Linked DNA regions of Homo sapiens: all the other regions are linked to region 3. Evidence: chromatin loops called from intact Hi-C (ENCODE). Cell type or tissue: mammary epithelial cell. All regions are shown on one strand.

Region 1 (4,000 bases), 340 kb before region 3:
ACAGGTGTGAGCCACCACGCCCGGCCAAAATAATGAAATTTTTTTTTTTTTTTTTGAGATGGAGTTTCGCTCTGTCACCCAGGCTGGAGTGCAGTGGTGCTATCTTGGCTCACTGCAAGCTTCGCCTCCCAGGTTCATGCCATTCTCCTGCCTTAGCCTCCCGAGTAGCTGGGACTACAGGCGCCCACCACCATGCCTGGCTAATTTTTTGTATTTTTAGTAGAGACGGGGTTTCACTGTGTTAGTCAGGATGGTCTCGATCTCCTGACCTTGTGATCCGCCCACTCGGCCTCCCAAAGTGCTGGGATTACAGGCGTGAGCCACCGCGCCCAGCCAATAGTGAAAATATTTTAATGTGAGGTGTCTTGCCTACACTTTGGAATATAATGATAGTAAAATTTTGAAGAACAAATACATTCATTTGTAAACCACTGAGGCTTTTTTTAAAATTTAAGACTTCATTCACATTGTGGTAATCACGTCTCACCTTTATTAAGAATGTTTGAACAACAGTTGGCAGATACTCTGAGGAAAAATGTAGGATAAAAGACTATAGTTTGGGTGGTCTGGAATGATACTGACTTTAGCAAGGTAGATATTTTGAGGGCAAGTCTGGCAGCTGTGTTTAAAGTGATCTACTTGCAGAATTTTAATTGGGGAGTTTCTAGAATAGTGTTTTTGGGAAACCAAAATTGGAGGTTCGGGGCCGCTAAAATTACTGGTGAATGATATTCAGTATAGGTGTTTTCTTATTCATCCGTAAGACAGGTTTGCATTCACAGTTGGAAAGATCATATTGAGAAGAGTGTACTCTTGGGCTTTTGTGGCTGGTGCAGATCTAGGCCAGTTTGTTAATCTTTCAAAATATTTGAAAGGTTTGGGTTATACTCAAATAAGTTTATTGGAGTTCGTGATAATAAATTATATTTTACAGACGCCTTATAAAATGTCTTATTTGACAATAGTAATCTAGGGGAAACAGTAACTGATCCCAATTGTTTAGATGGAATAGGCTCAGATGATTAAGTAGCTTTCCCACTGTTAATGAAATTATTGATGGGTTGAAACTCAAATCCAGATCTTCTGACCTCAGATCTTTAATCTCTATATCCCCTTGTCTTACAGTTGACAACAGATGTGCATTGTTAGTCTTTGGCAGTCAGGAATAGATAAGAGGGTTCTGGTTCAGTGCTAAGAGAGGATGAATTAAACTTGGTAAAATGGGTAAGATCTATTGGTCTGTTTTGCGGTCTGAAACAAAATTTGGTGTACCACCTGGGGTCTGGATTATTTGAGAGAAGGTTAGGGGCATTTGAAAGGCAAATTGTAAAGCTCAGTTAAGTATTCATGATGAAAATGATTAAATATATAGTATGAAATTCTAAGGAGGCATGTTGTGAAGGTAAATATAAATAATAGAAACACATTAAGGGCTGACTTGTTTCAGTGCTTTTGAGTTTTATTTTAATTAAATGGTTGCCTCATTTAAACTTAATTACCTAAAAACAAATTAAGTGATTATTATTGCATACCTTGATTTCACTGATGGGCTCTTCAAGACCTTTATAGATATGTTGGCCAATGGACATTTAGTGGGATACTAGTTAAGAGGAAGACTGCAGAGATATTCTGAAGAAGCTCATAGTGACTTTAAATTGATCACATTCCAGAATTTGATTACTACCATATTATTTTGTGGCTTTATTATTATTACAACTAACTATTTGCTTTTTCTTTTTTAAGGCCATCTGAGTTCTTCTTCAATTTATCCAGTGTGCCTTGCACCTTATTTAGTGGTTACAACTTGTTCTGACAATAAAGTACGCTTCTGGAAATGTTGTATGGAAGCCAACCCAGAGTGTAATAAAAGTGATGAGAAAGAAATTTATCATTGGAAGAGATGGCCTTTGATGAATGATGAAGGAGAAGATAATAGCAGTACAGTGAGCATTGTGGGAAGACCAGTTGCTGTTAGCTGTTCATACACAGGTCGCCTTGCAGTGGCTTATAAGCAGCCTATCCACCATAATGGTTTTGTTTCTAAAGAATTTTCCATGCATGTTTGTATATTTGAATGTGAATCTACAGGAGGATCAGAGTGGGTTTTAGAACAAACAATTCATCTTGATGATTTGGTTAAGGTTGGGAGTGTACTTGATTCAAGGGTCAGCGTCGACAGTAATCTGTTTGTGTATAGCAAGTCAGATGCACTCTTGAGCAAGGATAGATATCTTATTCCGAATATCAAACATTTAGTACATTTGGACTGGGTATCAAAAGAAGATGGCTCCCACATTCTTACAGTGGGAGTCGGTGCGAATATCTTCATGTATGGAAGGCTTTCAGGAATTGTGACTGAGCAAACCAACAGTAAGGATGGAGTAGCTGTCATCACTTTACCACTAGGTGGTAGTATCAAGCAAGGAGTTAAGTCAAGATGGGTTCTTCTTAGATCTATAGACTTGGTATCTTCTGTTGATGGTACTCCTTCACTGCCTGTTTCTCTCTCTTGGGTAAGAGATGGGATATTGGTGGTAGGAATGGATTGTGAAATGCATGTATATGCACAGTGGAAGCATGCTGTCAAATTTGGAGACACTGAAGCTGATAGTTCTAATGCAGAAGAGGCAGCAATGCAAGATCATTCGACCTTTAAATCTAATATGCTGGCAAGAAAAAGTGTTGTTGAAGGAACAGCTATTTCTGATGATGTTTTTTGTTCACCAACTGTAATTCAAGATGGTGGCTTATTTGAGGCTGCACATGTACTTTCCCCTACTCTTCCACAATATCATCCAACTCAGCTGTTAGAATTGATGGATTTAGGGAAAGTGCGAAGGGCTAAAGCCATTCTCTCTCATTTAGTAAAATGTATTGCAGGTGAAGTAGCAATAGTTAGAGATCCTGATGCTGGAGAAGGAACTAAGCGACATCTCTCTCGAACTATTAGTGTAAGTGGCAGTACAGCAAAGGAAACAGTCACCGTAGGAAAAGATGGTACTCGAGATTATACTGAGATAGATTCTATCCCTCCACTACCACTATATGCATTACTTGCTGCAGATCAAGATACATCCTACAGAATTTCAGAAGAAAGTACAAAGATACCACAGAGCTATGAAGATCAGACAGTAAGTCAACCAGAGGATCAGTATTCAGAGCTGTTTCAAATCCAGGATATACCAACGGATGATATTGATTTAGAGCCTGAAAAGAGAGAAAACAAATCAAAAGTAATAAATCTTTCTCAATATGGACCAGCTTACTTTGGCCAAGAACATGCAAGGGTACTTTCAAGTCATCTTATGCACTCAAGTCTACCAGGCCTTACCCGTTTGGAGCAGATGTTCCTTGTAGCTTTGGCTGATACAGTGGCTACTACTAGTACTGAGCTTGATGAAAGCAGAGATAAGAGTTGCTCAGGTAAATATTCTCGCTAAAAATTTATAAAGTTGTACCTAATAGAAATATTTGTATTATCTCTATACTGACTCATTTACTGAATTGCAGTCTCAACTTTCAAACTTTGCAGGGAAAAGACCTCCTTAATAGGTAATTACTATTATATAATATGCTCAGTTAGAAAAGACGGTTGAGGCCGGCATATGAATGCATGGATTTGTGAGATCCATGTGCATTCTCTCATGAGTTTTTACACTGAAACCTTTGTGTCATTTTGGATTTATAATCTTGTTTTTTTGTGTGTGTTTGGGTGGGTTTTTTGTTTGTTTTTTTGAGACAGGGTCTTGCTCTGTTGCCCAAGCTGGAGTTGAGCGGTGCAGTCATGGGTCACTGTAGCCTTAACCTCTCAGGTTCAAGTAATCTTCCTATCTCAGCCTCCTGAATAGCCGGGACCACAGGTGTGCACCACCATGGGGCCCAGCTAATTTCTTTTTATTTTTTTTGTAGGGACTAGGTCTCCTTATGTTGCCCCAGCTAGTCTCGAATTCCTGAGCTCAAGCAGTCCTCCTGCCTTGGCCTCCCACAGTGCTGGGATTAT
Region 2 (4,000 bases), 240 kb before region 3:
AGCTGCCCAATCAGCAGCTGAGGGTAATGGTTATTCTGTGGTGGCAGGTGCAGATGCAAAGAAAAGCAATAAATTATGGATAATGTGATACTTTAGATGTCTTAAAGAGTCAATGCATTTTTTCAAAGAACAAGATATAAGTCAGCACTGAGGGATTCACTACTCAAGCCACTGGACTTATCAACTCAAAGGTAAATTTGGTCAGCATGTGGCTAAAAAAGCTAAACGACAGAAGCAGATACATAAAAGTTGTGAGAAGAGCAGCCACCAAGAATCACCAAATTACCTACAGGTACAGAAAATCTCCCCAATCATCTTAGCCAATTCAGATTACCAATGGGGAAACTAAGGCCCAAGGAGAAAGAGGTAACTTGCAGAGCCAGCTGTGGGGAGATCACCAAATCTCAGCCATTTCAACTTCCAATCTGTTGCTATTTCACTAAGCGGGGCTCACTGACCATATAAACACTTTTGAGGTTATTTTCTAAATATCTGGCTGACGTTAAAAAAACAAGTTTCCTGTTGGGGGAGAACTGGTCCCAGAAAACCCCTGAAATTTGCTGAAGGGAGCCGAATGCAGCACATCACTGATTTAAGGTAGTTGACAAAAACTGCACAGGATAAAGCATTAAATGGCCATCTTCCCATGAATATAAATGCTGATCTCTCATGTTGTATGCTAACATGGCAAGAACAGACTGGGAAGTTCTTAAATCAAAGTTTGCATTGATCTGTTTCCCTCCTAACAAATCAAAGGCAAATGTGACCCTCATATCTTTGGTGTCTGTGACATAGAGGATTCCTCGGGCAATGAAGGCGTTGCCAGCCTTGGATTTAGGGTACGTGGTATTGACGTGTTGCACCACTGAGAATGTCCTCTCATCCAGTTGTGCTACAAGAATGCTCGAGCCGTCCACACTTGACGCATAGATAATCCAAAGGCCCTTTTCATCTACAGCTAGATTGAAGTAAGTTTTGGAATTTGCAAAAAGGTATTTTCGATCAAAATACAAGGCATTTTCAAGCTTCAGAGTTTGGGATGTTTCCTGGCCAAATTCAAATCTGAAATATGCAAACAAAGAAAAGTAGACATGAATCACCGTTTCTGTGGACAGGTGGTTTATTAGGCTCCTCTATTAAACTGAGTTAGTGGGTCTGGGGTGAGGGCTGGGATTTTGCATTCCTTACAAGCTCCCAGGTAATGCCTGCTCTGCTGGTCCTTGGGCAATGCTGTGAGCAGTGAGGCTGTAAGAGACAATGACTGGCTGTGCTAGCAGAGGCAACAGGGAGACAGTGGTGTGGTGTCAGAATAATCACCAAAGTCAGAATGAATTTGCATCTGAGTGACCACTTACTAGCCATGTGACCCCCACTTCACTAATGCCCAGATGTTTGTTGACCTCCTGAAATGCCCCCTCAAAGATTCTTAGAGCTGCAAGGGGGCTGTAAAAGAGGATCTAGTCCAATCTTTTCATTTTATAAGCAAAAAATGAGAAGCAACTGGCCCATGAAGACAAGTAAGAGGCAGAGCCAGAGGTTGAACTTAGGGTTTCTAACTCTAAGTGTGGGGGTTATTCCTTTACTCCCTGCTGAAATTTTAAAAAAAGAGTTTCACAGCCTGCTAAGTTAAGAAGAAAGTCAGCAGGTGAGAAGGGCTGTTGCAAAGTCATGACTGTGAAAACCATTTTCTTGTGAAGTAAGTGGCTGGATACATTAAACTATGGCATGGAATCTCATGCCCCTTAGCTCCTGGAGGCTGTATGATTTGACAGATTCCAACTCTAGGCTGTATTGTAAAAGTGAATTATAATTCAAAAGGTACGTAACTCCAGGAATGAAAATTCAGGAACATTAGGCTAAAAGAAAACACCAGAGGGTGCCACTGAGCAGCAGAAGAAACATGAACTGTGTGCATCTGTGGATATGCATTTGAGCATAACAGACTTGAAGTCTATCAAGAAACCGTGAAGAAACTAGAGAATAGTGAGGCTTGGGAAGGTCCCTGCACATCTCAGTACACAGGAGTTCTCCTTCCTCTGAATACCTGGGGTTTACTGCTGCCATTTGGCCCCGTCTAGTCCTGGCACCTCACAGCTGCATTCCTTGGTGAGACCCATCTCTCCCAGCAATTACAGGGTCGAATTCAGCTCTGCTTCTCCGTCAGGTCCCAGTCCGTGGCGCGGCATAGAGCAGTACAGCCTCCTAACCACTGCATCCAAACTTAGCTTCCTTAGAAGATACACCTCCTTGAAGAGGCCAGTTCTCACTATGGGGGTTATCCACCGCAGAACTGCCCCCCACGCCACCTCCGTGTGGCAATAGCCCTATATAACATGGCAGCAGGGAACCACAAGATTCAGTGAGAAGCATCGGAGGAAAGAGTGTGTCTTGAGAGGGGGACTACTGAGCAGGTGGTAGGTCAGTTGTCTTTTTCTACTAGCACAAGACTGCCCAAATGGGGTGGCCAGGGAGGTGTAGAGATGATGATGGGGGTGTCATGTAGATGGGAGTGAGAGGCAAAGGAGGGGATGCTTCCTGCCGCGGCTGACGCCAGTGTCCGATGTGTCTGATCATATCGCATATTACACTAGGAAACTCGCCCCATTCTAACCTGAGCATTCAAATGCCAAAGGTTGTTAAAGCTGGACCTCACTAAGGGTAGGAGAAGGATGAGGGAGAGGGAAGGGACCCAGTCCTCCCTCAAAGTCACTGTCTCTTGTTTTGAATGAGTAGGACTGTGGCATTCATAATACTGGGTTTACTGTTTCAGATAGTGGAAGAGCTAGAAGGACTCAGAGGCTGTAGTCCATCTTTTTGTTTTTAGTTGAGGACAGGGAGACACAGGAAGTGCTGTCTCTTGTCCAAGGCCATAGAGGAGGCACAAGAGTTGGAGCCAGAAACCAGGTGTCCTGGCTTTCGGTTCATTGCTCTCTTGATTTGCCCAAGATGACCTGCTTCTGCCTCCAAAGGCCAGAGCTTGATTTCCTCTTCTTGAACCCTAAAGACAGAACTTCAGCAATTCTTGTGGGGAAGGCTCAGCGGCTGCCTTGGGCAGTGTCTACCCAGGTGACCCTCCTCCCTTCCCTATGGGAGAGCAGAGGGCGGCCTGGGAGGACTCCATCAGGATGACAGACGGATCTGAAGGCAGAGACGCTTGACTAGGGGTTCATTCCCCAGTCTTCAATGATCTCAGCTGTGACACGAAATTCCCCACACCCAAAGTTTTCCAAAACAAAACTTTATCAGGGAGCAGCAGCACGTTCCACCAGGGGGAGCTATGAGTTCGGGCTGCTTCTCTCTCAGAGGATGGGGAAGCTGCGGCCGTCACCACTCCAGGTCTACTTCTCCCTGGCTCTGACCTTCCTCGGGCTGTCCAGACCAGCAACAAATGCAGACCCCAGGCAGGGGCTGGGCCATGGGGCTCACTAACATATCCTGTGATTCATTCAGTCGACAAACCCTGATTGACCTCAGTGTGTCAGCCCTAGGGACACAAAGATGATGAAAACACAGTCCCTACCCCTAATTGCTCACAAAAGCACCACAGCACAGGTGCTGCCTGAGAGGCGTGAGAAGGTGCTGTGGTGCGACTTACCTCACTAGGGTATTAGAACCCCCTTTGTGGTAGTAGAGAGAGTTGTTGTAAACAACGTGCCCACAGCCATGGAAATAGTATGGAAGGTGGATGAACGTGTAACTGCCATTCAGAAGTGAGGGCTGATCCTTGAATTCCTTAACCATGATGCCTGTAGGAGGGAAGCCAGGGAGAGGCTGTTACCTACCTCCAGCAATCACAGCTTGGGAGGGAGTCCTTGGGAGGAATTTCAAAGGCGGGAAGTTGAGAGTGAAATGTTCCCTAAGGTCCCTTGTCCAGTGTGAAGAGTCTAAGACTCCCAAGCTCAAAGTCCAATTCTCCATATGGATTTCTGAAATGTCTTTCAAATGTGGTAGGCATTGAACTGGCCTGGCTGCTCCTGGGAGAACTATGTATCACCCTCTC
Region 3 (4,000 bases):
ATACTAAAGTTTCATTAAAATATAGTAATGTGGGCTAGACACAGTGGCTCACGCCTGTAATCCCAGCACTTTGGGAGGCTGAGCCAGGCGGATTACCTGAGGTCAGCAGTTCGCAACCAGCCTGGCCAACGTGGTGAAACTCCATCTATACTAAAAATACAAAAAATCAGCCAGGCATGGTATCAGGTGCCTGTAATTCCAGCTACATGGGAGGCTGAGGCAGGAGAATCGCTTTAACTCAGCAGGCGGAGATTGCAGTGAGCCGAGATTGTGCCATTGCACTCCAACCTAAGCAACAAGAGCAAAACTTCGTCTCAAAAAAAAAAAAAAGTAGCAATGTGCTATTGCACCTACACTTTCAAATTTCAAGTAGAAAACAATACTTCTGGTGATGCTGAGAAACTCAATACCATTCCTCAGAGAGCCGTGGCCATCAGCAGACAAATTTATTTGGGGGGTATTTTATCTGTTTCATCGCTATTACAAATGGATTCTTTTCTCCAATCTTGTCTTCTGCCTGATTGCTATTTATATATAGTTAAATGGGTTTATAGGTTCTCTAAGCATATTACTTAATGGGAGGAAGAGAATTTAATTTCTTTCTTATAACAATCACCAACCATAATGGTAGAAAATGAATCTCAGGCTACATACCAAAAAGAACTTCAGGCAGTTCTTTTTTCTTTTCTTGATAGAATGAAATATTAATAGAACATTCAGCAAATTGGCTTTTAGACTGTACATATAACTATTCAATAAGTAAATCTTAGAAAAAATAAAAACAGCTTCCACTTGTATTAACTGTATCAGCCCCAGTTAATACTAGTGATGAGATAGAGAGATAGAGGGGTGAGATATGGAAGAAGATTTTGCAGTACTTGTCAAAAGTTATAACCATACATCCACTTGGGGTGTGGCCTTTGCAATCGTTGCACTGCCTTAAAAAAACTCTTTTTTTGGCCAGGCACAGTGCCTCACACCTGTAATCTCAGCACTTTGGACGGCCATGCTGTGTGGCAGACCCCAGCAGCCCACAGCAGTGAAAAGTGCTCTCCATGCTAAGGTAGTGCCCAGCACAAGCCATGTAGACTCCAGCCTCAGCCAGCTCTGGACTCTAGGCTGACCATCACCACCCCGGTTTAACGGGACAATTAATAGCCTGCTTTCCGCCAGAGACAGAAGTGGAAAATCAACTACGGAGTTTTAACATTCTTTAATTATGGACACGACCAGCTTCAGGAAACCACTGATTTCATAATGGCCTCCTCCCAGTGAAGCAGCTGTTGGGCACATAATCCTGGGCACAAGGCACTCAGGGCACCGCGTTGGCTTCTTCACAGAATGGCCACTGGGGGTGCTTCCTGACTCCATAGGAGGGGCTAGAGCATGCCCCTCCACACTCAGTAAGCAAAGATGGATCCTCCTCAAATGTCGCATTTGCCACAAGAACCCTCCAAAGCTAGCATGCTTTTAAAAATTAATCAACTTTTTCTTCAAGAGCGGCCCCTTTTTAAAAGAGATCTATTGATGTACAACATTTGTAAAGTGATTTGCAATTTTCGGTCTCCCTTGCCCTCTCCTTATCCAGTCTTAAAATAACTTCAAGAGGGAGGTGTTATGCTAATCCTTAGTTTACAGGTGAGAAAGCTGAGATCAAGGAGGTTCAAAGGCTTGCCTGAGGTTCCACAGCTGGGAGACAGAAACGTCTATAATTGGCTGTGGCCCCTGGGGGTGGCCAACTACAGGGTGGCTGCTGCTATCTGGGTAGCACAGGGGAAAATAACAAAGTAAAATTGTCTGCTTCTGTTCACACAGCTTAAAAAAACCTCTGTCCATCTTCCAATGGTTGATAAAGCAACCTGCAGAGCAAGGCTTTGCTTCTGTTTTGTGTGGAAATCTAGGTAGGAGGAAAGAGACAAACGGTGTAGTGTCCCAAACCTCAGGAAAAGGCAGAAATAAACTCCATGAAACCACAGGAGAGAAGCTGAGACAGATTGACAGAACTCCGAAAGAGAAACTGCCAGAACCCAATGAGTCATGAGCTCTTAAACGGAAAATCAGGCTGCATAGTGCCTGCTTAGATAAAAGAGATAATTAGATCTTTTGTTTGTATATTTATCCTAAATGGCTTCTCCACTCTTTGACGATATCTTTGCTAAGATTTCCACTGTTTTATATAATGAAGTTTTATGGGATTTTTTTTTTTTCAAAGAGGAATCTATTTTTATAGAGCTGGAATATTGTGAGGCTAATTTTGTATCTCAAAAAAGCAGGCTCTCTGCAGGGGAGGCAAGTGAGTCTCTGTCGCCACCTAGTGGACATTGCTAAATGGGAGCCAGCGGAGAAGGCTCCCCATAGGCACTTGGAGCCCCCAGTCACATTGCACCAAGGACAGACATGTGACAGCCACTGAGGGGCCAAAGCAGTCTTAGCAGGCCAACCCACAATTGCGTGTCATTTCTGATTAGAAGCACATCTCATTTAAAAGATCTTCAAACATTGCTTTTAGCATTTGTACCTAGAGTGAAGCATCACAGATTAAGACCAGGTGTGGTCTCAGCTGGTCCATGTGTCCTGATCCCTGTCTGTTCTCCAACATTATTTTCATATATTCCCCTTAACCACAGTCCTGCTTTGTTGACTTCAACATTCAATCCAGTATATGGACCATTTGAGCTGACCATATTCTAGGTCCCAACCTGAAACTGGTTCTTTCTTCTGGCTTTCCAACCCTGCCTTCACCTATGACATGCCACCATGCTACTTCTCCAGCTACTAAGGCCTGTCATCTAGGCCTGTCTAGAAAGCCAAAAAAATATTTTTCACCCCTTTTCCTCCTGGAGCCACGCCCTGACCTTTATGGCCTGAATTCTGGATTCGTTCATTTATTCGACACGTTTTGACTGGACACCGACTGCTGTTATTTGCAGCTGCAGCATTGTAGAGAGAAGAGGCCAGTATGGCCAGTGGAATCAGGAGAGGACATCTTTACAGATGGCTTTAAATAGGCAGCCCAGGTGGAGAAGAAGAAATAGTTTCGTTGCTGGGCTTGAGCAGCATGATCTCTTTCCAGTTCAATCCACCATGCCTCCTCAACCTGACTTCTCTCCTTTATTCCTTGACTCAAAATCCTTCAAAGTTCCCTCCTGCATCCATGCAGCTCATCCAAGGAGTCTGCATTATCCTGTGCTCAGAGATACAAACAGGGGTGGGATTCAGTTCCTGACCTTAAATTGCTCAGCATGAGGAAGACAGACCAGCAGACCCAGGGTGTGGAGACAGCTGCCTAAGGCTGGGCTAATGAGTGTCTGGGGAGCCAGAGAGGGTGAGACCAATTCTGCTGGGCAGCAGGGAGAGGCTGGCCAGGGGAGGTTCCCAAGAGAAGGTGACATTCATACTGGATGCTGAAAGATGGATAGAAGTTTATCAGCAAGAGGAGGGGGAAGGAAATGTGAAGCAGAGAGCATTCTGGGCAGAGGGAATGGCAAATGAAAAAGCACAGAGTTATGGAAGAGTTAGGGGTCAGGGACATTGGTCCTTCTGCACACCCAGGAAAGGAGGTGCACAGCTAGGGCAATAATGACCCAGATTCCAACCACAACACTGGATGTGATGGCCATATGTTCATCCCCACCATGTGGGTTTAACATTCCTGAGGTTCCCTGAGGCAACAAGAACTAATAATGAGGTTTCAAATGAATACAATCCCATGCAGTCACTTTGAGTCTCATTTCCCCTGCCGCTGCACTGATCTGGCTGGGGTTGTCTGGGCCCAGCCATTGTCATCATCTCCGACTCTGGAAGCAAGGCTCATATCTACAAGTCACTGTGTGGACCGAACAGTGTGAGTTGTGGGACTGAGGCATTGATTTCCCAGCTGTGGCATTGGCAGATGATGGCTTAGATGAGTTTTCATCTTGCTCACTTTCAACTTGCTCTCAGTTACAGAGAGCTGCCTCACCGAAAGATATGTCCCCTTCCAATAGATAACCCCTTCCCA

What was found. Hi-C counts contacts between places; a loop is a spot of excess contacts. Peaks named below come from ENCODE experiments on the same cell type or tissue, not always from the same donor. Only the 100,000 strongest peaks of a DNase experiment are listed, where the experiment ranks them.
Region 1: a loop joins it to region 3, with 9 times the contacts of the local background. A loop is called at or near these places in 12 of 110 quality-filtered maps.
Region 2: a loop joins it to region 3, with 5 times the contacts of the local background. A loop is called at or near these places in 30 of 110 quality-filtered maps.

Annotation. Positions count from the first base shown.
Region 1 is chr15:51,497,975-51,501,974 of GRCh38, reverse strand. It overlaps DMXL2 (Dmx like 2), which reads left to right. Exons shown (of 44, transcript NM_001378457.1): 18 at 1,744-3,423. Among named protein-coding and RNA genes, the nearest start is that of DMXL2, 120 kb to the left of the region's middle. In mammary epithelial cell, a CTCF peak has its summit at 2,409 (motif pointing right); no DNase peak of the experiment used is centred here.
Region 2 is chr15:51,401,339-51,405,338 of GRCh38, reverse strand. It overlaps GLDN (gliomedin), which reads right to left. Exons shown (of 10, transcript NM_181789.4): 9 at 3,596-3,746; 10 at 1-1,062. The coding sequence ends at 585. Among named protein-coding and RNA genes, the nearest start is that of GLDN, 62 kb to the right of the region's middle. In mammary epithelial cell, CTCF peaks have their summits at 1,880 (motif pointing right) and 3,266 (motif pointing right); no DNase peak of the experiment used is centred here.
Region 3 is chr15:51,161,357-51,165,356 of GRCh38, reverse strand. All of the region lies in intron 1 of MIR4713HG (MIR4713 host gene), which reads right to left. Among named protein-coding and RNA genes, the nearest start is that of TNFAIP8L3, 68 kb to the right of the region's middle. In mammary epithelial cell, a CTCF peak has its summit at 2,316 (motif pointing left); DNase peaks (open chromatin) are centred at 2,016 and 2,276; H3K27ac peaks cover 440 bases.